2 separate regions of the Mus musculus genome follow, and region 2 is linked to region 1. The links are chromatin loops, found by intact Hi-C in ENCODE. Cell type or tissue: heart. All regions are shown on one strand. Each heading gives the region's core, and the rest is flanking DNA. Links, peaks and the distances in the headings are about the cores only. Region 1 overlaps Gm33555 (a long non-coding RNA gene). Region 2 overlaps Gm33607 (a long non-coding RNA gene).

Region 1 (12,508 bases), core at 2,906-10,905:
GTAGTGAACACTCGCAGCGCTCAGGAACGCTGAGGCCCGGGGGCTCACGCCCGGCCCCCGCCAGCCCGGAGAGCAGTCGCCACGCCGGGCCAGGAACACACAGGCAGCCCCCGCGCCGGAGCTCTGGCGGCCGCGCGTTCGATCGTCCGTGCGCCCGTTCCGCGCCTGCCGCCGCCGCCGCTCGCCTCTCCCGGCTCTCTCCCCTCGCCGCCCGCGCCGCCGCCGCAGCCTCCTCGGGCGGGTCACGCCCCCCGCTGAAACCCGAGCCGTTTCCTGGACGGCGGCGCCCGCTCTGCCAATCAGCGCCTCGCGCTGGGGCAGTCCCGAGCCCCGCGCTGCCCCCGAAGCCTAGCAGCCGCAAAGAGACACCCGCCAGGCAGGCGAGGGGCCCCGCCGCGCTGCCCGCAGGGGTGCACAGATGACCTCTCGGAACCCTGTTGGTGAACGGCCTCTGTACGCCACTGCCCCAGTTCCTAGCCAGCTTTGGTGCACAGTGGATGCGTTACGTTGTTTTATGTCAAGTTAGGAAACAAATGACAGAATGCTGTGCAACTTCAGACACCTTAGAATAGGTCTGCAGCATACTGGGGCCAGACATTTCATGTCATGAAGCTTTGAGGGTGGAAGCAGCGGATGTTCGTGGGAGATGTTGCGTTGTCTTGTTCCTCTGAACAATAGACAGGGGACGAGTGTTTGGGAAACCCTCCTTTAGGAAGGGAACACGTGAATAGGTAATTGTACTTATCCGCACATCTGCCTGCAGAGTAACAGAACCAGATTCTGACAAGAAAACTGAAGATCGGAGAGGTTAACACAACCGGCTGCTGGATGAGCCCTTTAATGTGGCTGCCATGGGAAAAGGCAATCTACAACAGAAAACATCTTTAATAGTATCAATGTAGGTTAACATAAAGAAATCCAAAGGAGGGCTGGAGATGGATCAGCAGTTCAGAGTGCTTCCTGCCTTCTTAAAGGCCAAAAGCCAGTTGCTGGCTAAATATCAGTCCCTCACAATGGCCTGTAACCCCAGTTGCAGAGTCATCCAAAGCCTCTGGTCTCCTTAGGAAACTGCACTCGTGAACACAAAGATACAGGCATATAGTTTAAAAATAGAAATAAATATTTAAAAGAAAGTAGGGCTGGAGAAATGGCTCCGTAGTTTAAGAATACTGCCAGAGATTGGTTCAATTCCCAGCATCCACTTGGCTTGCTCACAATCACCTCTAAGTCCAGTTCCAGGAGTCCCGACGCCCTCTTCTGGCCTTCAGAGATACTGCATGCACAATGTGCAGACAGACATGCAGGCAAACATCCATACCAATCAAATAAAATGAAAATTAATTAATTAATTAATTAATGAGAGGGGGAAGAAACTTGAAAGAGTCTAGAGAGGTGTTGGAGATGTAGCCTAGTAGTAGAACGCTTGCCTTGCATGTACAAGGCCTGATCTCCATGCCACCTAAGAAAGAAACAGAGAAAGAAACAAAGAATCAGAAACAGAAAACACACTCACTCTACCAAAAACCAAGTCATCTGACCGTGAGCAAATTGGATTCTCTCCCTGACTCTTACACTCTTCTGTTGCAAAGCAGGATTCTTTAACTAAATGTCAGGCCGGGCTGTAATGATTGGCATCTCCCATTTGTCTCTCCCACTAGACTACCTTGAGATCATTTATCTTTCAGTACGCACTCCCTTTCTCTCTTTCATCCCTTGAGCAGTTGTGTTTAAAGTCAAGGCCATATAAATTGTAACTCTAGCACTCAGAAGTGTGAGGCAGGAGGATTGCCTTGTGTTTGGGGGCCAACTTGGTCTACATAGTAAGTTTGAAGCCAGCTACATTTTGTCTAAATAAATTGAATCTTAATTATTGGGTCAATTATTGAGGTCCCAGACCTCGCAGGATAAAGAGAAGTTCGGGAGCTTGAAAATGGTTTCAGGTACATGCTGAGTTTGTGTCAGCCCTGGGCTATATAAGATCCTGGCTCAAATAGGTCACTAAGTTCAGAAAAGCCTTAGACTCTCTCTGGTGCCTAAAGACAAACAAAGCCAGACAGTAAAGTCCACCTGGGACACAGGTTTGAAAGAGGAGACGTACCAGAATCCCTAATACTCTACCTTATGCCATTTACACACACGATTCCTCAGGCCCCACATGATCAGATCATCTTTGTTCACAGCATAGCCTGGGAAACTTATATGCACATCACTAAAAAGCAAGGGGTAGCAAATCCATGTTCAATGCCTCAGGCAAATACTTATGAAATTAGAATTTGAAAACTCAACAACAACAAAAATAACAGCCGGATTTCCAAACGAAATGATCTGTTTATGTCTAGTGGAAAGGGGTGTGTTTTGAATGAGTTCTGTGGCCTGGGTGGGAACACCTCAGCCAGGTTGACACTGAGCCATTCAGTGTCAATGTGTGCTCATTCCCTAACCTGAAGTCACAAGGGAATGGTCCTGCTCCAGGCTGGCACTTCTATCTTTATGATCCCCACTGATGAGAAACTCCGTGTCTCAGGACAGAGCTCTTTCCCTACTGCAGTGGGCCCACCAGCCATTGAAAATGAGGTTAACACATTCTCACATAAATTAATGGCCCAGGAAGCCGCTGTCCCTGTCTCCCCCACCCCATTCATCTCTAGCTTTATAGATGCTGAATAGGAGGGAAGCCCTTCCGCTGAAAACAAAAACACCTTCTTTAACTAACGTCAGAGGCAGCGTGCAGAATTTGTTCTGTATGAAGATGAAAAGGTAGCCACCGTCCAAAGGCCCTGATTGCCAAAGAGCACCTTTTTTTTTCCCCCAAGTTAGGAAAGCCACAAATCCACAATAGGAAAATTTTAAGTTTAAAAAAAATTTTTTTAAAGCATGCTTTGAATTTTTGAAAAATAAAAAAATTCATTTTGCATCATTTAGACTTCAAGTGACCTCAGTGGTCCAGGAAAGCTTTCCTCCCAGCCAGGCGTCTGAATGAGAAAATCATCTCTTTGCAGGATTTTTAGCCCCTCTCCCTTCTTCAAGTGGCTGGAACCCCTTTTGTCAATGGCCTCCCGTGAATGCTGTTACTAATAAGCCTATTAATGAGTTTCCACGGCCGAGTGTGAATAGGTAAATAGGGCCCGATCTGTTGAGGTTTTGGGGGTGAGGGCAGAAAAGCCAGCAAGAACTCAAGGTGACAGTTTGAACTGAAGGCAGCTAGGCGGCAGGTTTCAGCTGAAAGAAACCCCAGACAAGGCCACATTCTCCACCCTCCACCCCCTACGGGGCCTCCTTTCTTCCCAATTTCGCCCTTTTATAAAATGTCTTGAGTAGTCGCCCTTTTCTCTTTCCCCAGAAGGCCTCATGACGCCCCCTCCCCCACCCCTCTAGGAATGATATGTCAGTGGAATGAAAGGGAACTGAGGGCAGCAGAAACCAGCCATCCTATCCATCCTGAGGAGCAAACGGTCAGCGCATCCCTGGGAGAGAAGAGGAGGAAAGGGGCCGCTGGGTCGCTCTCTGTTGAGATTCGGATGTTTAATTTTAGACATTTGTGTTTTAATGGGTTGTGTCTCCTTCACCCTGTGGAAAAGCTGGTTGAACAAAGGCTGTGTAGGACTGCCAGTGTGGGCCTGGCTCCAGGCTTTCTGTCTTTACATGACATCTCTATAAGGTCCTAGGCACGGCTGAGTTCAAGCTCATGGTCCACAGCCAGGCAACGTGCTCCAGGATGAGAAAGGAACCCAATCAGTTTGTGGCATTTCAAATATATATTCATATACACATACACATATACCCTAGTGAAATGCCGTGTGTGTGTGTGTGTGTGTGTGTGTGTGTGTGTGTGTGTGTCCCTCCCCATATTCACACTGAATGTCATCCAGGATTCTAAAATATATATGAACCTACTTCCCTGGGAATATAGGAGATATAGGGACTATAGGGTCATGGCCAAACATAGTGGTGAATACCTGTAATCCCAGCACTCAGGAGGTAGAGACGAGAGAGTCAGAGGTTCAAGGACAGCCTCACGTAGAGAGCTGGGCTCCATGAGACTCTGGCGTACGAAGAGTAATGTCCTCCGAGTAGGAGCATCTCCCTTTAATGCCGAGGGGTTGTACTCTTCAATAGTGGGAGGCCGTGTGGCAGCTCCCACTTCTCTGTTAGGTCCTAGCATGTGTGAACTGGAGCTGTGTGAACTGGAGCAGTGTGAGCTGGAGCAGTGTGAGCTGGAGCAGTGTGAACTGGTACTTCAGTTCCTTGAGTCATCTGTTTGCTCCATAGGTAGCAGAGGAGCTCCTCTATGTCATAGCTGTCACACAGACTCCAAAAAGCATGAACAGATGAGGACAGGACAAACACCAGGCTACTCCCAGGGGTTCCCAGAAACGTTGGCACATGGGAGAAGCCATGTGTGTGTCCTATGATAATCACCAACCATTCCCATCTCGCAGGACCATCAAGGATTGAGCTTGTGGCTGCCCTATCATTACTGTGCTATTACTAAGAATTAGTAAGAGCCTCCATTAATATATTCTGGAGCCACCACTGCCAAAACACCCTCCCACCCCAGCAGAACGGCCCAATGAGAAACACCCAAGAGGTCGGCCTTCGCACAGCCTTGGTTACACAGAACATGGTTTCCAGAGGGGACTAAGGCAGCTCTGTTCCTGTCAGTACCTGCTGTTTCTAAATCCCTGGGGATATTGGAAGGACTTTATGGGGCTGTGTAGAAGGCACACATAAGGATATATTTGGCCCTGTGGAGCACCCTGCAAGGGGGGAAACAGCATAAACACAAAGATCCAGCAAAACTGATGTACCTCTTCTCGCTGGAGTCCACACAACAGGGTTGCACATTCTCCTACCCTTGCTGGATATTTGAATAAGTTCATAATTTTAAAATGTAGAGGAAACACCATAGGTAGATGGTGCGGACTCTCATCTCAACACTGCCCCCTTCTGCCTTGTGCCCAATGGACAAGGACAAATTCCTGCCATCTGCTAACCTGAATCTGAGAAGGGAACCAGTTGGCTCGCTACTTAGTTAAGGCAGCCGCATGCACAGTTAGGATGCCATAAGTCCCTTGGTGGTTGACAAGGACCATGGGACAACAGAAATCACATTAGGTCCAGGCACCCGGGTGTGACTTTCTTCTTCTATCCTCGTCCCTTAGCCTATTTGGCTTGAGTCCACATGCATGGTTGTCAAATGGGCTGGGATTCGTATGGCGCTGTGCTCCGTACTATTTGCATAATTAAGGTGCCCCCACCCCCGCTCCTCTAGTCTAAAAGATAAGCTTATGATGATCGCTGGCAGGTCTCTGAACATGCTGCCTTACACCTTGAGGCCCGAAGAAACTGAGAGGTTGTCATTTACCTGTCACTGAAGGGCATGATGTATTACAGGAACTTGGCATCTGTGTGGAAGAACAGACAGCTGTCTGCGAGCACTGCTCTTGACCCTTCTACTCAAAATAAGCCTCTCCCAGAAAAACACCTCCAATCCCGGCCCATCGATGGTTAGGAGCAATGTATGGCATGTCATTCCCGGCCTGCAAGCCTCCAGGACCTTCCACGATCATCATCACCATCACCACCACCACCATCATCCTTCTCACCCCCAGCACATTGGAACAACCTCCTCTACAGCAGTCCACCCCACACCCCTTCAGCAGACTGCAGAGAAGTTATGCATGTGCTTGTAACCAGCATTTAAACAAATTATCATATGCAATTCCTCCTTTAGTTCCCACCTGCAACATCCGTCCCCACCTGGAGCCCTGTGCTCCAGTTTAGTAGCACTAGCATGTGTGGCTAGTGCTACCATGGTGAACAAAACACAGATGCGAGAGGCTTTTGCTACGTAACGCTGCGCTGAATTGTGGGCCAGGCCCTTGTTTACTGCCTCCTCCTCCAGGAGGACCTCAGGTTCCTTCCTACCCATTCCCATCTGGGCTACTCCCGTGGCCTGTATAGGAACATCTTGCATTGCCAGTGGGAATCAGGACAGTGGCTCTCGACCTTCCTGATGCTGGGACCATTTAGTGTAGTTGTGATGACTCCTCTCCCCTAACCATAAAATATGTGTGTTTTCCAATGGTCTTAGGTGACCCTTGTGAAAGGGTTGTTTGATCCCAAAGGGTCAAACCCCAAAGAGGTCATGACTCACAGGTTGAAAACCTCTAACTCAGGAGAATGGACTCTGCTTAGCATAAAACTCTGCTGCTTAGCATGGAGACAGTAAGGGAGAAACACTGGGGAAGGTTCCTTCAGTAAATAGAATGTTTACCTCTGCTCCTGTGAAAATGAGCCCACTCTGGCACCCCCTTGCGTCAGCCCTTGCTCTCCGAGGGACTTTCTATGGGCCTCCAGCTCCCCACTCTAAGACCTCACTGTTCCCTCAAATCCTCAGAAATTCACAGCTGTGAAGACCCAGCGAGAAGTGCTTGCTGGTTCAAGGTGGCCATGATTTCAAGCCCAGCAGAGACTGACCTTCTACAAGAGTCCTGGGAAAAGGAGCTGGGTAGGCAGTGTTGAATTATCACACATGGACAGGCATAGCCTCTGCCTCTCCGGGTTCACACGGCTTGGCCCTGCCTGGCACGCTAGAGCAGTTTGGTGAGCTGTGCTTATCGCTGACAGGCCTACAGATAGATTCTCCCTGATTGACGGTGATTGAAACATAGCCTCTTTGGATCTCTTTATAAGGTGTCCCGGAAGCATATTTCGCTGAGGTTTTGCACACAGTGAGGTCTACCTAGAAATTAGGGAGAAAGAGCCATTTTTGCGCAAGTCTGACTTAGTCGTGTCATTCCCCTTGTTTGCGGTGACCCAGTTTCCACGGAGCGCTTGCTTCCTTTTCTGCCGATTTCTGCGTTTTCGTTATTCTATTTCTCCAGGGTGTGTGTCTATTTTGTCCAAATGTGTAAAGAAGTTGCCTTAATAAACCAAAAGGGAGGGAAAAAACCAAAGGATTTTGCTGCCAGGATCCTCCTAAACTCCAAGGAAGAGGCAGGGAATACAGGTCAGGACGCACATAAAACCAGTAACCCAGTAACCCTTTTAGGGTCTCAGAGCTCCTGTACTTTATCTCCAGGCTGGGGATAAAGGCCATCAAGGAGTAGGGAGATTTCTTTAACAGATTTCTAAGAACAGTGCTGAGCAAAAGTTAACTCATAATTTGAGCCGACACTCGGAGACCCAGGAAGCAGAAGGCTCCAGGTGAAGGAGACCTGGGACCTCAGGTCAGGGCCTGGAGGCTCTTTGTTCTTCAGCCTCTGCGCAAGAGGTAGATGCTCGGCAGACGCTCGCGCCCCCGTGTGGCCGTGGGCGTCCCTGCGGGTAGAAGAAGGGAGGGCAGGCCGGAGGACAGCACTCCGTGGCCTGGCAGGGTGCAAGAGAAGGGGCTTCCAGGGCAGCAGGAACACGGGTCATTCACTGTTCCCAGCTTCCAGTGGGTCCTGGTGTGTAGCCGATGCGGTGATTGGTAGGGAGGCATGTCTGTAGAAAGAATCCAGCTGGTTACCCAATCCCAGCTGAGATGGACAGTCCTATCCCTTGGTGTCTTGGGAGGGCATCCAGCCGGAATGGCGAGCATCAGCAGTCTGGAATGCTACTACTTCAGGCCTCTTCTCTGTCCACAGGGTGTGGAGTCCCAGGAAGGCTGTTCCATATTTCCAGCTAGTGAGGTTCCAAACAACCTCAGCAGCTTTGCCTTAAGCTGGTCTCCTTTCTGCCCTTAGCACATCTTGCTGGATTCTACCTGCACTGTTGGCCTCCCAGCTCCCTTCTACCAAGGCTAGTCAGTGCCCCACTCTGGGCTATATCCTCTTGTGAAAACCACCGTATAGCCATCCTTCCTGTTGTGGATACAAACTGTATCGCCTGTCTCCTTGCTATGATAAAACACCTGACCAAAGCAACTTAAGGGAGGAAAGGATTTCTTTTGGCTCAATCATGTCTGGAATGTCATGGTGGTAGGTCTTGAGGCAGCTGGACATTTTGTTCCAGTGAGGAAGAGCGAAGCCCGATTTCTCCTTTTTATTCTGTCCAGGAGCTTCACCCATAGAATGGTGACGCTCATATTTAGGATGTACCTACCTTCCTCAATTAATTTAATCTAGATGATCCCTTACAACTACGCAGAGACACTTGTTTCCATGGTAATTCTAAACCTCATCAAATTAGCAGTCATAATTGACCATTCCAGGTCCTTTAGGATCCTGGCCAGTTCTGCCTCCTCCCCACTCGTCACCTGCCCAGCAATGGGAACCATTACCTTCCTTGTCCACAAAGTCACCTTGAGTTTTGATAGGTCCCCATTTACAGGACCATGATTCTGAGCTCCTAGTATGGGAAGGGGCTTCCTGGAGGACATTCACTGGCTGCTTACTTTATCCTAGCACTGTGATCATGGTCTTCTAGGGCGTATCTGCCTTCAAGCACAAGAACCCTGAAAGGTACTAGGTACTAGGTGACCCTGGTAACAAGCCAAGCTTTGGTGTTGGGAGCTCAGCCAAGTACACTGTTATCATGGGGAAGGGAGCTTTAGAGATGCTGACAGTGCCTCTGTGGGCTGCATCTTTGACTGACCCTAGTGCCTACAAACCTACAGCTGTAATCCAGCTGTAATGGACGCTGTGCCTGATCCTTCTTCCTATAGACCCATGTATAAAATGAGGTCCAATCAGCTCTGTGGATCTCCAGGGAGGTCCTCTGTCTATAGACTCAAGCTCTTTTTCCCCCTACATTGTCCTGGCTCTCCTGGAACTCACTCTGTAGATCAGGCTGACCTCAAACTCAAGAGATCCACCTGCCTTTGACTCCTGAGTGATTAAAGGTGTGCACCACTAGGCTGGAGAGATGGCTCAGCAGTTAACAATAGATGGATGACCCTTCCAAAGGTCCTGAGTTCAGTTCCCAGCAACCACATGGTGGCTCACAACCATCTATACTGGAATCTGATGCCCACTTCTGGCATGCAAGCAGAAAGAATATTCATTTTCATAAAATACATAAGTGAATCTTTTTTAAAAATCAGAAAGATTCCAAACAAATTACCTGGTAGACCATAAGTTCTTAAAAAGAAAAATGCAAACCAAAATATCCTGGCAGAAACTAATGAGTAGAAGCTGGGAAACAGTGGATTCAATCACTCAGGCAGAGTTGGCTCTTTGGGGGTTGGGGGTGAGTGTGTTCCACCATCGCCCAGGTCCGTGTCCACATACTCAACCAACTGAGAGAGAGATATACATTTATACATATATACATATATATTTGCATTTGATGTATATATACTCTGTGTGCCTGTCATTTTCCCCAAACCATGAAGTAGAATAACTCTTCACGTTACATTTACACTGTTCATTTCCGTACCAGAGCCTCTAGGCCCCAACCTTGATGGAGCCCTGTTCTAACCCTGGCCTCATATGCCTCTGCTTCTCTCTGCTGAGTGACACTGGGTAAATTGTGTGGCCATCCGGAGCCCCTACATCCCTATTGATGAACTATAACTCTCAGACATAACTGGCTTTGAAACTGACCATCCTTAGGTGGTGAGTGACAGTCTCGGGCAGAGTGCTTCCTCTCTTTCTTCTAATGGGCCCTCCATGTGGCCCAGAAAGCCACTCTATCCATAGCTTGAGTTTGCTTTCCTGGGCCTCTGTGGTAACCTGGGCTTTCATAGTGACTTATGTATACATTGATAGAGCTTTTCACACCTTGGGCAGTAGTTACAATCATGTTCTTTTTTCTCCTGGGCTTCCTGTTGAATGAGCTACCAGCCGGAAGCAGAACCTGAACCATTGAAAATGCTGTGCTAGTTGGTCATCAACTATGTATGCAGAATGCCCATCAGTTCTTGCCACCATGATGGTCGTCATGAAACCTCAACCTTAGAGCACCAGATTTCCAGGAGTCACAGTGGAGTAATGACTCTCGGGAGGAAGCCTGGACACTGTCTGTCCCTCAGCATGCAGGGACCACATGCCCCAAGAATGATACGCCATTGGTTCCCTAGGTTTTCTGTTGGGTTAGCTGGGGACTTAGGAGGCATGGTACCAGCATGTAACAACAGCACTCCTTTCAGCTGTTGATGGGGCTGTAGCATCCCATCTTGACAACATTATCCCTATAGTAACTCAGGTACAAACAGCTTTTTTCCTTGAAGAAGACAGAAGAATTCCTTTTCTTCTCAGATCTCGCCCTGCTACCAGCTCTGGTCCTCCAAGGCTGCTTTCCGTTGAGATCTCTTCATCATTGTGAGTGGTCTCTGGTGACCTCATCAGTCCATATGCCCCTCCCTCATCCTCCTTACCTCTCTGCCACTGTCTTATTCCCAGATGCCCTCTATCTACTCTGTTTGCCTCTGCCACACATTCCTTAGCTCCTCTGTCTGGGTCTTTGGTTTCAGTTTGACTTGGGTTCCATGGCAGCTAGGTCACCTAGCCTCCCTGTGCTGTGCGTTGGTTGCCACATCTGCTCTGTAAATGGCTTATAGCTCTCTATTCTGCTATAACCAATTGCCATGAGCTCACCGTCTAAAAACTGCATAAAGATGCTCTTGCTGACTCAAGGACCGGAAGTCTGGGTGAGCCCTGCTGCTCACAGATGCTCTAGGTAAGACTCTGCCTCTACATTCACACAGGGTATCCGCTGGATTCTGCTCTGGCACTCTGCATCTCAGGGCAGGTACGTCGTGCGTTCATCAGGAAGCCTATCTCAGCTCCTCTCTCCAGTCTCAAAGTCAGCACAGCATATAAGTGCTTCTTGATGCCATGCAGAGCAGAGCCTTATCTGCTGTTTCCCATCTCTGCTCTAGCTTCGAGAAGTTGTCTCTTTAGAAGAGTTCATCTGCTTGGAGAGACGGTCCATCCAAATAACCTAGTGGGTATTTTTGTTTATTTTTTTTTATTTTTGAGACAGGCTGTCCTAGAACTGGCTCTGTAGACCAGGCTGGCCTTGAACTCAGAGATTCACCTGTTTCTGTCTCCCAAGCTCTGGGATTAAAGGCGTGCACCACTACCACCCTGCAAATAACCTCCTAGTTTAAAAGTCCTTTTTCCACCTGCAAAGTTACTTTACTAGATTCAGGGTACTGAAAGAGGAATGTCCTGAGGGGAACCAAACAGAAAAGAATACGCCTTGCTTGAGAGAGAGAGAAAAAAATGTTCTCCAGAGGTTGTTACACAAAAACTAAGTGACTGGAGGACGAGCCAACTCTCTCACAGGCTCTGGAGGCTGCAAGTCCCTAAGGAAGATGTCTATGAGGCTGGGCTCTTTTTGTTACACCCACAGGAAACTCCTTCCTCTTCTTTTCTAGCTCCCAGAGATTGCCTGCCATCCCAAACCACCAGGCATTCTTACAGTCCCTTGGCGTGTACCTTGGCCCTTCAGTGGCTGCATCTACTGTCACTTCATCTGGTGTCCCTCCCACGTGTCCTTGGTTAACTTGCCTCTTCTTAGAATGACATCTGTTGGATTGAATGGGCCAGTCTTAAGGAACTTAACTTGGTGACATCTGTGAGACCCCACAGTCAAACAGTAGTGCAATCCTAGGTGCCCCAAACAGAGACGATGCTAGGAGAGCCTTTGAAAAAGTGCTGCTACTAGCTGGCTTAATACTCAGTAGCAGACGGCCATGCCCAGGGCCGGTCCCTTCTAGGCCACTGTGGGCACCAACCAGAATGGCAAGTGAGAGAATGTCCATAACCACGCCTCTCTTAGCCACGCCTCTCCTTAGCCACGCCTCTCCTTAGCCACGCCTCTCCTTAGCCACGCCTCTCCTTAGCCACACCTCTCCTTAGCCATGCTTCTCCTTAGCCTGCTAGCCTATAGACCCCATCTTGAGAGCAACTCTTCCACTGCTCTTTACTGGGACTGGCTCCTGCCTGTGTGACCTTTCACCTCTTCTGGGCCATCCAGGTCCATATCTTGGGCAGTCTTCAGATCTCACTATTCTGGGAGGCTGCTGACCTCCCCACTTCCCTCTCCCCCACCCCAGGGTGCTGCCCCCTCTGGCAGGACAGACTGAGTACAGGAGCTGACATCCTCACCATCCTGCTACACAGCTGGCTAGAGAAAGAGCCAGGCTGTTAGGAAACTCAGAGTGAAGATACCACTCACCCAGGGGATTAAGACATGGGATGTGTCTGCTCTGGGGCCTGCACAGTTCAGAGGAGTGATTTTCAGGCAAGAAATGACCAGTCTTCTCATCCTGGCCCCACAGTGATCGGTCTTACAATGACCTTTTCTTTCTAGAAAGAAAAACGACATTCAAATCTTTGGTAAGAGGTAGCCTACCTCCCCCCACCCCCACTCCCTTTATTTAAAGACAGGTTCACATAGCTGAGGCTAGCCTCAAGCTGATTGGTCAGAGGGTGCCCAGGAACTCTTGCCCCTCCTACCCTCACCTCCCAAATGCTAGTGTTACAAAGCGCATGCCACCACGCTTGATTTATACCACGCTGGGGGATGGAAGCCAGGACTTCACGCATGCTAGGCAAGCACTCTACCAAATGAG
Region 2 (12,508 bases), core at 2,871-10,870, 47 kb after region 1:
ATAAAACAAAACAAAAGCTAGGAGTGGTGCTGTGTGCTTGGTATCTCAGTGTTGGGAGACAGAGACAAGGTCCCTGGGGCTGGCTGGCCAGGCAGCATAGCCTACTTGTTGAGTTCTAGACCAGTGAGAGACCCTGTCTCAAAGAACAAGGTAGATAGTACCTAAGGAACTATAACCAGGGTTGGCCTCTGGCCTGACACACATGCACATACATGTGCCCACAGGCACTTGTATAGCCCACACAAAAGTGATAAATTATCCTTAAACCTGACTGTGTACATCCATGCAGTGGCTACGAGGGAGTCAAAGAAACCCTAGACTTTGAGCAGTTCTTACCCAAATAAGATGGCAAGTTCCTCCTCTAACGGTGGCACCGGGTGAGAAGATCCTCTGTGCTGAGGGCACGTCGCTCCTCCCTCCCTTTCCACATAGCAGTTCCCTTGACTCTCCTGGCTCCTTTACTATATTAGTCTGGGCTTTCTGGAAAAAATAGTCACAAAGTTAAAGAGGTTGGCAAGACCAGAGTGCTGGGTGGTCTGGCGGCCGGAGACCCAGAGAAGTCTGTTTTTGAAGTTCAAGGCTAAGAGATGTCTACTGGAAGAATAACCTCTGTTTGGAGGAGGTCACGCTCATGTTCCATTCTGGCCCTCAACTGACTGCACAGGACCCACCCACGATATGGAGGGCACCCTGTTTTTCTCAAAGAATATTGATTTAAAAAAAATGCTAGTCTCATCCAAAAAACCACCCTCACAGAAATATCCTGTGTAATGTTTGGCCCCATCTCAGGGCGCCATCCCCAGCCAAGTTGACACACGAAGTTAGCCAACACAGTCAGCATTTTGTGAAGACTTATCGAGGGGGCAGTTCTTATGGTAATTACTAGCCCAGTACATGTTAGTTGGAAATAATGGTTGAGAGTTAACCTGCACAAAGATGGCAGCCCTGAGGGTCAGACATCTGCCACCAGGTTTCAGAGAAGGGAATGGCTCCAGAAGGACAAAGACCTCTGAGAAGTCTTCATTTAGCAGAGAGGCTGGACCTGGGATCTTTAAAAAAAAACAAAAACAAAAAACAACTTTGCTCTCATGGGAACAATGCCTGAATGCTGCACGGTGCCCAAACACACATGGCAGGACACAGGGATACGAGGCCAGAGACAGCTGCTTATGGAAGGCCTTAGTGTACCATGCAAAGAGTTCTCCATTTTTATAACAGAGTCCTGTCCAAAGCTCTTAGACACCCTGTTTGGTGATCCTGGCCCCTACTAGTCTCACATTAGGGGGTGGCCAGTTTACAGAACAGCCCCTTGGAGGAATTCTCATTTGTTCTGCAAAAGGTTCTCATGTCAAAACCAAGTTTATGAGAGTTGAAGAGAAATATGAATGTCTACTCCTGCAGAGGACTGGCCCCAGGAAGGTGAGGCCCCCTCAGGCCGGGAGATGCGGGAGGCCAAGCATCCAACCAGCCTGCTTGGTGGTTGGGAGCAGCCCAGAATTTTCCAAGGAGAGAGCCAAGGGTGGAAGTGCCCTTCAGACACTTCTTCCGACCCTCTGGGCAGGCAGAGCACATGGTACCAGACCCAACACTGACAAAGAGACCTAGTGGAGCATTAGACTCAACCCCCCGGCCCTGGGAACCTAGACACAAGTCAGCAATACCAGGGGAAAGTACTATCCAGAAGGGACCACTGGGGGGCCTGGGGGAGGGTATGGGAAGCTGCTTCCAATGAGCCCACTGGGAAGCAGCTTTGCCTGTGGGGACAGGGCTCCAGCACTTGCCTGTGTGCCACTTTGAGAGCATTGTCAAGTGTCAAGCACACAGGCACTGCTCCTTGGCCAGTTGTTCCACGAAAAACTTGTCATCAAGGAATCCTGAAGCAAGAGCCCTGGTGGAGTCTGTTGGAAATGCACCATCATGATAGGTAATTTGAAATACTAACCTTCTATTGTCCTGACAGTGACAGACAGGGGAGTTCAGGTCTTCCTGTGTAGAAGAAAGGCAGCTGACTTCAGGAGCGGGAGCCAATTCACTCACACACACAGCATCTTGATTCCAGGAAAACAAACTCTTAAGACCCCTTCTAAAACTAGCGTCTCTTCCTGGTTCCTTGGCTCTGGTGGTTCCAATCAGTGGATTATCAAGCATCTGTGTGTATGTTTGTCTGCATTTTCCTGAGCCTTGGGGATACACCCATGAACAGAATCCATAAACATCCCTGCCTACGCAAACCTTGCATTTGAGCTGGAGCTGGAGCTGGGGCTGGGGAGATAGGAACTACACATCCTGTGACATAGGTACATTATAGATGCCAAGGGGCAGCGGCTACAGGGGACCAGCGTGGAGCCAGCGGGAGCAGAGGGAGGCCAGCAGTTCCCTGCCTGTGGATCTTGACCATTTTGGAGATCGATCATCAGATAGCTTGCACATCAGATATTTACATTACAACAATTTTACAGTAGCAAAGTCACAGTTGTGATGTAGCAACAAAAACTGGGAACAGGCGAGAAGGCACAGTGTGCATTGAAAAGGTGGGTAGTCTGAAATCCTCCAAAATCCACCTGCCTTGGGGGCTAGCTTCGCCAGCAAGAGAACATGAGACTTCCCTGTAGATGAAGCTATTTCCTCCCAGTTTACCTACCTGCCTGTGTGCATCCTGCCAATCTGGTCCGCATCTGGCCTCCCCTTTGCTGGAATCAGCCCTACATTGCGTTCTATTGTGGTCGGATGACTCTCCCAGCTCCTCCCTGCCCCCACCAGCTTCCTCTCGCTGGAGTTGCTCCTAAGAAACTTCTTGTTGGCCTAATACCATCTGCTTCCTGATGCTGGAGACTTCATGAGAAGGAGGAAGGATAATTTGGTGGTTGAAGCCCCACACGGAGCAGAGGTTTATTCAAGTAAGTGCCAAGCAACAGTCCCTCTGCTTGGGTTGGAAGCTGCTGGATGGACACTCTGCTCTCCGTACTCACTGACAGATCTTTCCTGTCACCTCTGAAGTGTCTGATCAACTTAATCCCTTGGTGCCAATCCTGCCGCTGTCTCTCATTATGTGTCTTGTTGATCCAACAGATCAAGGCCCTGGAGCTACCTCCTTTGCCATCCCTGAGACCTCCTGAGGAGCTTGGCAGACCTCAGCTTCTCTGCTTCTCCTTCTCCTGACTGCAAGTCACCCTAACTTGGAGACATACATGCCCTATAGGTTACATGGGCATAAGTGTGACAGAGATGTCATGGCCTCCGAGGACATCACTGGGAAGATCCTTTGACCAGCAGTTCTCAACCTGTGGATTGCTTATCAGATATGTTGCATATCGGACATTTATATTACAATTCATATGAAGTAGCAACAAAAGAGTTATATGGTTTGGAGGGGTCACCCCAAATGAGGAACTACATTAAAGGGTTGCAGCACGAGGAAGGTTGAGAACCACTGCTATAGACTGATATATTTTTGGATCTCCATCCTTGGTTACAGACCACCAGCTAAGGACCTAGTTGGTCATTCCATCTCTACCTTTGCACCCTCCGATCTATGCAGACCCAATGACTGGCATCCTCTAAGCGTGTCACCCAAGTTCCCCTTCCTTTTGATTCCAACTAGTTTCCTAGAAACACTTCCCTAGAGTCCAGGGCTCTAGAAGACATGCTGAAGCTGCCTCCAGCCCCCTCTTCTATCTCTGTAATATTATCTCCTGCCTGTGAGGGGCTACAAGGGTTAAGGAGGTTGGTCACTAAGGCCACTCTAGAATGATGACTAATTGTACCGAGTACTTGAATCTGGCTTATGATAACAGAGTAGCAAAGTTCAAATATTAAGCTTGTAAACTCTGCCTCCACTGCTGAGCCCTCAGGCCTGGAGCACATTACACTTCTCTGGGCTGTAGTGCTCCTATCTGCTCGATGTGGGGAATCCCGGAACCAATGTTCCCCATCCTGCCACCCAGGCTGAGTTCATAATTCAAAGCTCTTAACACAGTAACAGACAAGCACTTAGTGTTGACTAGCCACTTAGTAAATGTCTTGTCTACCTGTCACTAATTGTTGAACTGCAAGCTGGCTTCGGTGTCCCTCGAGCAAATACTTGTGAAGGGATACACTGCCCAGAGCCTTGGGAAGCTTGTTTTCAGCTTTGAATGCTAAAAGAACCTGAAATGCACACCTGAAATGAGAAGCTGCAAGAATAAAACAGGACAAGCGTATCCCAGCCCCACGTCCGTCGGTTTGGATGGATGGCTGTACTTAAGCCTCTTTCCAGTCTCTCCTCTGCTCCCTTGCCCCTTCTTTTGTTTTGTTTTGCTGAGATGGGGTCTCACGGAGCCCAGCCTGACCTTGGACCACACAGACAATACTGGTCTTGAGCCCCTGGTTTTCTTTTCTCCTTCTCTCCAAGTGCTGGGATTACAGGTACCACCACCCCTTAGGACCTGCTCACACTCTCGGCAGCATGATCCATCCCTTCTGTTTTTCACGTACAAGCATGACTTTGCCAACCTCAGAGAGATTCTCCTTGGTAGCCACAAGCTGAAGAACTTAACCGTGACCTGTTCTATCTTATCTATCGTTCCTGTTCAACTCTGGTCCACAGACCCAATTATTTCTCATATTACTGTCCTCTAATCCAGTTCAGATTAGGTACCATATCTAGTTGTTCTAATGTTCTTAGAAACTTATGATTCCATCACCAATGAGGCCCTGTCCCTAATATTTGTAGGAAGAGAAAGGGGTACTAGAGAGGTCCATGTACCATATCTCTAAAATGCATGAAGATTAGCTTTAAAAATCAACTGTTAACGTGTTTCTACTCTTACCTTGACAAACATGCTTTCATAATAGCTGGAAGCCCATGTTTGAATGTTGCCTTCTTGAACTCTGTGTTAGAGTCAGTGCTGTAGGAACAGCAGACTCCTAACCTCTAGCCTCTTCTTCCTCTCTTCTCATCAGTTCTGGCCACCGCAAGGGGCCTTACCTGCACTCTTATGAAAAATCCAGTCTGCATTCCCAAGGGCCATCCACTGACCACCAACAGCATGGGCCTCAGTATGGGCTCTAAGGTACCTACACTAGTGACATGATCTATCCTCAGGAGCCCCAGCACATGGAAGGAGCTGCAGAGGCCATAGAAATGAGTACTTGGATCCGCTGGGGCTGAACATGTCTTTGTAGCATCATCAGCCCCAAGAAGTGGAGTGCAACTGGAGAGGGCCAGAGAAGGATGGTTGTAATTGGCTCGGAACAGGGGTCTCCTTGCCTGGGCCTTAGGATTTCCTATTTTTTTCAAGGGCCTCCGCTAATGAAGAATACAGAATTGCCTACCCTCCATGAGTGCTTAGGGGTTAGTGAGACCATAGTGTCACCAAGTTTTCAGAAGAGTCTCCCCCTTCCTCTGGCCTTAGAGTCCTTTGCTCTCCCCTAAGGACAGTGCCATAATTACTTTACTAGGAATATTTGTGTGTGTATATCATTGACCTCTTAAACAGGCCTTGATATCAGGATCCATGCCTGTTGTCCTGCATTTCTCACCCCTCAGTCTATCAGAGAAGATCATCAGAAAAAGAGTAGTATGTGAGCGCACAAAGGCACGGGCCATGTCCTAGCGGGATGGGTGAAGGCAAAGGAGACTGGATGAATGGACGGTTGGTTAGCTAGATGGGTCAGTACCTGGATGGGCAGGTCTATGTGATGGCCTATACCAACTGGCAACTTGACAGGACCCACCACCACCTAGAAGACAAATCTCTAGGCTTTCTGTGAGAGAATGTCTAGATTCTAGATTGGGTTAACTAAAATGGGAAGGCCCACCCCATTGGTGAAGTGGGTTCTTGACAGACTAGATTGGAGAAAGTGAACTGGACATTAGCATTCATCTCTTTCTGCTTCCAGACTTTAGACATCGTGAGATCAGCCGTCTCACACTCGGGCCGCCGCAACCTCCCACTATGGCTGACTGTATCCCCTCAGACTGAAACAGAAGAAACTCTTCTTTCTTCCCTTAAGGCGCTTTTTATCATAACACTGAGAAGAGTGATCAGTAGAGTAGATGAGTGTACGCATTTGTGGGATGGGTTAGGTGGTGATAGGTAGAAGGATGGACAGGCAGATGGTGGATGAATGGCCATTCTTATCTTGCCTGAACCAGGTAAAGGCAATGGCAAGTGCTGATAGCGTTCAGAGAAACCTTGAAGTAACTCTGAGATGCTGCACCAGAGGATCTGAGCAGCAGAGCTGGCAAGAGAATCTATCATATTTGTCTCCAAGAACGACCGTGTTAGTCACCAAGTGCATCAGCCTCTAATCTACAGCAGTAAAGCTCCATCCTTGGCTTCGCAGACATAGTGTGCCCACCATTGTTACCTGATACCCGAACACTGAGCTTCATGTCTTCAGCTTGACAGGAGAGGGGACTCATGCCTGTCACATCATGTGCATCCTATCCTGCCAAAGGCCTGGGAACAGATTCTGTTCACACCGAATGTCTGGGATGCAGCATCAGGCAGGTGGCAGGACTCTGATGCTCTGAGACTGGGTCACCAACAAGTTATCTCTCCAAGTTTCCCAGTGAAATATCTTACTTCATCCCTAATAATTACAGCATGGGGGGAGAGGAAGAAGAGGAGGAGGAAGAAGAGAGAGAGAGAGAGAGAGAGAGAGAGAGAGAGAGAGAGAGAGAGAAGAAAGGAAGAAAGGAAGAAAGAAAGAAAGAAAGGAAGGAAGGAAGGAAGGAAGGAAGGAAGGAAGAAAGGAAGAAAGGAAGGAAGGAAGAAAGGAAGGAAGGAAGAAAGGAAGAAAGGAAGAAAGGAAGAAAGGAAGAAAGGAAGGAGGAAAGAAAGAGAAAATTCTCATTAGCTGTCCTGCTGTCCCAGCTTTCAACAAAAACTTAGGGCATAAAAGCCAGGCTTCCACATGCGCTCAAACGATTCAGATTCCAAATAGCAAGAAAGGCTAAGAACTGGTCACATGCAATAAATTTAAAAAAAAAAAAAAGAAAAAGAAAAAGAAGAAGGAAAAAAAAAAGACAAAGAAGATTAATTGCCTATGGAAATAAAAGATAATCGAGTGCCGTGATCATATGCACCAGTGGGAAAAGGTTCTCAGAAATGCCACATTAGTGTCTCAGAGAGCTGGGATGAGGCTCCCACTGTGACATCAAAGTGCTGGATCATGTGGCCAGTAACTGGGATGCTGGGGAAGGTCTAATAATAGTGCTGCTCTTGCTGCCTTCGCATATTTGAGTACCAAGGACTGCCCTGGGGAAGCTGGCACACCGCCAGGGACTCTCACGGTAGCTCTATTGTGCTTACAGGGCTTTTTAGCTGCTGGGGAGGACCATGGGCCTGGGGACAAGGGGGTGGTCAGGATGCTGGCCTGGAGACAGATGGAGAGAAAGCTAAAAGCAATGAGCTCCCTCCCATCCTTCTCCCAGCCCTCTTGCATCTCTGGGCCAGGTCCCGCCCTGCTCTTCTGCTGGGCCTGGCAGCCAGCTCTCCACAGAGCAAGCAGGACAGGAAACAGCAGCAGGTTTGCAGCTGGGTGCAGAACTGAGCCCCCGGGAGGCTGGAGTAGGAGGAAATTTGTTTTGGATGTGGGACCCAGATTGGGGGTTGGGGGAAGATAAGAAGATATTCTGATCTAACTGGAAAGAAGGAGTTGTCTTGAGCTGAAAGCACGGAACTTCCCTCAGCTCCGCTGCCAAACCTGCCTCCGCTTCCTCAGCAAGCTGGCCACAGGACATGACACCAGTGCACCCTCTGGGCCAGCAGTCCAGGAATGCCAGGACTGAATCAGTAGACCTGTGGCCTGTCACTGCCTGTCCAGTTTGGCAGCAAGGAGCCACTTTGTGACTACTGAGCCCTTAAAAATGAGGCTTGTCCAACTTGAGATGGACCATGACTATAAAACACGCGATGGGGCTCAAAGAGCTAAGATGGAAAAAAGAACACTGAGTCTCATGGGTAACTATCATAAGGACTACATACTGAGGTGACTACATCTGCATGTGTTGATTAAATCTAAGATAGAAAAAAAAAATCTCATCCCATCATTTCTTTGTATTTTCCTCCACGTGGCAATTAAAAACTAAAAATCACACATGTGGAGCACATTGTGTTCCTGCTGGCAGCACTGACCCATAACCCAAGTTAGCATCTTTGCCTCCAAGTTGCCATGATGCCATCTGACTCAGTAAGAGACCAAGCTGCAAGACATTGTTAAAATGACAAAGTGCTCTCAAAACATTACTACAAGTCAGTCGCCTGTCAAGCTCTCTTATGTGCCCTTATGTGTGTGTTCGTGTGCATATGTGCATGTGTGCACGTGTATATAGGGATCAGGGGTAAAGATATAGGGTGTCTTCCTCAATCATTCTCAGTGTGTGTGTGAGTGTGTGAGTGTGTGAGTGTGTGTGTGTGTGTGTGTGTGTGTGTGTGTGTGTGTTACTGGGGAGCAGGTGAGGTGAGTGTGGAGGGATAGTATTGGCAAAGCTGTTAGGCAGCTCATTTGTGTGCTTAAAAGCCAGGATTCAGGACTGGGCTTCTGGTGAGAGAGGTCTTATAAGTCCAGCCAGAGACCTGGGCTTCATGAAGAGACACCATTAGAGAACTGACAAATTGAGAAGTTGGAGCTTGGAGCCTGCCCTCTGTGGATATAGCAGTTACCAGCAAAGCCAACTCTGGCCCGACTCTTCAAGTGTGTGGTGACAGGCATTCATGCAATAAACAGAAGTCTCAGCCATGCCTGTGCCTGGAGTCTGCATGACACCCCAAGTTTGCCCAAAGATCATAGTCCTTTCCCTCCTAGAAGCAGGATCCCTAAGGTGCTGGTGTTCCTACTGTGAGCCCATGGAGCTTGGCCAAGGGTCCTCGGTGTGTCTGCCTCTCCTGGCTGTGACATCTTTGCTGTGGTGCTGTAGTGCCTGCTTGCTGACTGTGGCCCTGTGGGAGCAGGTGCTCCAGTACCCAAGGCCTTGCTGCTGCTCTCACGGGTGGCAAGCATGGATCCCCCTTCCGAGGCTAGTGTGTCCGTGCCTACTGACATACAATAACCTTTCATCCTGCCACGAAACAGCCCTTTCCAGGCTTTTGTGAGTTACTTTTGTAACAGTCACAGCTCAAAGCAGTTGAAGGAATCTCTCTGTTTCAACTTGTCAGAACACTCTATAATAGGTCTTTAAAAATGCCATCTTAGAGTCTCTGGATGCTGCAGTCAGCCAGGTGCAGACAACTAGTGGTTTCTAGGACCACCTGGGTATACATCAGTCTGAAACCTCTGGTCTCACCCTAATAAGGAAGCCCTCAATATCAAGAGCATCATGATTCTGAATGGCAGTGTGTTCCTGTAATCCATTCTCTTGCCTCGAGGAAGTATCTACTGACTCCGGCAGTATAGAAAGCACCCCTCCCTTTTCACGTGGGTTTCTCTCCCAAAAGTGTTGTCATTAATTAGTAGGATGGTAGTTCTGATGGAAACACTTGGATTTCTTCTCCCTTGGTGTCCCTCTTTTCCCTGACCATAGGATTTGTTTCCTCTGGGACTGCAGGGCCTAAACAGAAGCCTGTTCCAGAAATGAAGTCCTGGGCCACCAGTGGGATGTGACCTGAAGACCAAGGTCCTGGAAGTTGGGGATTGAAAGTGTCTGTCCCTCTTAGCATCAGTGACTGATTTCTGGCCTTCCTTCTACTCCACACAGAAAACGGAAAGGGATAGAGGAGTTTGCCTCAGGCCACAGTTAGAGAAGTGGGATTAAGAAGGAGGCTGAGCTGCAAAACAAACTCAGTGATGTTTTGTAGACTTTTCCTCTCATTTTGCTTTATTTGTTTTTTTTTTATTCTTAATTGTCTTTTGCTTGTATATCTTGTTTTCTCTTTTTGTGATGGGTTTTGGTTTTATGTGTGTGTTTTTCTTTTGTTGTTGTTCGCTCATTTTTATTTTTGTCTGTTAAAGAGAGAAAGAAAAAAGAGAGAGAGAAAGAGGAGAAAGGAGGAGCAAGGAGTCGGGAGGGTGGGGAAGCAGGAGGAACTGGGGGAGGGGAAAATCAAGATCAGAATATGTTGTATGGAAAAAATATTTTTTCAATTAAAAAAAGAATAGGAGGGAAATAAATGGCACCACAATAAATTTTGTCTTATTAACAAACAGAAGGGAAAAAGAAGACGGGGGCAGAGTCATGGACCATCTAACTATGGACCGTGTGAATCATATTTTCCCCTTGTCAATCTAACATGGATGGAGCCAGCCAAATATCCCAGAGCGTGAGATACAACTGGTGATCAGTTAGCCAGGCCTGGTGGTAAAAGCCTGTAATTCAAGTATTCAGGGAAGTTATGGTGGCAGGAACTTGGGGGAGCAGGTCAAGAAGATGAATGCTTGTGCTCAGTTCACCTTCACCTTTTATGTGGTCCAGGAGCCCAGCCTAGGGAATGGTGGCACCCACAGTAGGCAAGTCTACCCATCTCAATTAGCCCAGTACAGATAATCCTCTACTACAGGAATGCTCAAAGGCTCATCTTCCAGGTGATTTCAGACCTCATCAGGTTGACAATTTAGATAAACTATCATATCTAGATATCCATGTTATTCGTGCAGCAACAGGATGAAGGGAAGAGAGATGAGTCTAAACCCTCCAGAAAGGTCATCTGTGGTACCTAGTGTACCACTGTCATCATGAAGTGACCCTTCAAGGAACATTTCTGGCAAAGGTGACAGTGACTAGGGAGAACTCAGATGTCGTTTCTGGTTGGGTTTTTCAAATTAACCATATTCTAGAGCCATGGCTACTTATATGTTCATTGGCCTGAGAAGCACTTGCTTGCCCATGTGAGAGTTTGCACAGCATGAACATTCTAGTCTGGGTTCAAATCCTGACTGCTGCTGGGTAACTCTAGACTATTTGCTGGATCTCTCTATGTCTTGATTTCCTTATCTATAAAACAGGACCAACAAGCATACTAACCTCCCCGGATGTCACGCCACTCTGCCTCTTTATCTTAGTCCAGTTTCTACTGCCCTCAAATACTCAAGGCTGATAATGCATAAAGAAGAGGGAGGAAGATGCTCAGTGGAAGAGCACTTGCCCAGCATGCACAAGGCTCTGGGTTTGAACTCCAGCATCACTGACAGTTTGGGGCCCTCAAGAGCAATGTGCTGATGCTTATCTCTGGAGAGGACTCACCCCTTTAGCTGTACCACATGATGGATTGTGTTACATTGAGAGGGCACGCAAGAGGGAGCCATCACATGACAAAAGAGACAACTAGAGAGTGCGGGAAGGAGTCAGCCGGGTTCCTTTCTAACCACGCACTCTCTTGGGAGCTGTTTATGGCCCCATAGTCTCTTTTGAGGGCAGGGACTCCCCATGACCTAACCACCTTTTGCTAGACCTCACTTCTTGAGGTTTCCATCACTTCAACACTACTACATAACTTCCCATATATGGAAGACAAACCACATTTAAACAGTAAAACCTCAAGAAAGTTCCCTGTTCTTTTTGTGAATCTGATGTTAGGCCATAGAGAGGTGTTCAGCTGATGGAGAAGAAAGCTTCTCCTTGAGGGTGAGTGACTGCCAGCCTCCTGCCAAGGGCTTGCTTCTCCAGTCCTGACTGACTGCCTCTTCATTCTTCAAGCCCTGTTGCAAGCCTTCCTTAACACAACCTCCAACATCTATGGTGGTCAGTGTTGAGAAATGCAGATGTTCAGTGTGGTTCCAGAACCTTCTTTAACGAGAGCCAGGCTCCCCCAGTAAGTGGGTGGAAGTAACCAGCCAGTGATATAAATGGGGAAAGGCCCCATCTTCCTCATGAAGGAAGACTGCCACACTCAAATCCTGTTAGATAACCTACCTCACCTCTCAAATGAGGAAGGTGTAAAAGCCTGGTAGCAACCTAAGTGTCCATGTAGACCTAGTTAGTGCTGCAGGAGGAGTCTGGTAAAGAAAGCCACATGGGCCACGGGGGCCACTAAACACAAGAGGAAACTTGTACCAGAGGCATTTTCCCATAAATCACATGTAACAGTCATGACAATAGAGTGCTAACCAAGTGAGGAAAAAAAAAAAAAAAAAAAAAAGAGCAGTTCGGGGGCGTGACTCCACAGTATGCAGCTTGCCCAGGGTGTACAAGGCCTTGGAATTCACCCCCAGCACTGAAAAGGAGTTTGGGGGTGGGTGGGTTTCGGGGATGGAAGAGTATGAATGGAATCTCTTTGAAGTACCCCCACCAAATCAGAGCTGAGGTCTCCACCTCTGGGGAGAAAGCTCCGCCCAGGGTGTGTGCACACTCTTGGTACCTCTTGGGTTTCTCCTCTGAAAACTGTGTCCCACTGCACCGAGTGGCGTGGCGGGATCAGAGCAGCTGAAAGCATTTATCTGCAGCACTGGAGTAACAAAACAAGCAGAGGCAGAGTTCGACCTACAAAATCCTATGGTTTTTTTTTTTTTTTTTTTTTTTTTTGGGCCAATAAATCAATATGACCCAAAGCCTATTAACACACACCGAAATCAGCTTAAAGTTTGGCAG

Evidence for each region. A loop is a pair of places that touch in the nucleus more often than their neighbours do. Peaks named below come from ENCODE experiments on the same cell type or tissue, not always from the same donor. Only the 100,000 strongest peaks of a DNase experiment are listed, where the experiment ranks them.
Region 2: it touches region 1 in a loop (1.9-fold over the local background); 2 of 42 quality-filtered maps call a loop at or near these places.

What each region holds. Positions count from the first base shown.
Region 1 is chr7:130,266,055-130,278,562 of GRCm38, forward strand. Gm33555 (a long non-coding RNA gene) reads right to left here. Exons shown (of 7, transcript XR_003946880.1): 5 at 12,112-12,242; 6 at 11,370-11,459; 7 at 7,209-7,488. Fgfr2 (fibroblast growth factor receptor 2) reads right to left here and starts at 754. Exons shown (of 18, transcript NM_010207.2): 1 at 1-754. RefSeq lists a promoter at 87-312. In heart, for the core only: CTCF peaks have their summits at 4,955 (motif pointing left) and 7,305 (motif pointing left); a DNase peak (open chromatin) is centred at 7,457; H3K27me3 peaks cover 3,527 bases.
Region 2 is chr7:130,312,669-130,325,176 of GRCm38, forward strand. Gm33607 (a long non-coding RNA gene) reads left to right here. Exons shown (of 3, transcript XR_378529.4): 3 at 3,070-3,275. Among named protein-coding and RNA genes, the nearest start is that of Gm33555, 8.9 kb to the left of the region's middle. In heart, for the core only: no CTCF peak of the experiment used is centred there; a DNase peak (open chromatin) is centred at 7,503; H3K27ac peaks cover 729 bases; H3K27me3 peaks cover 1,775 bases.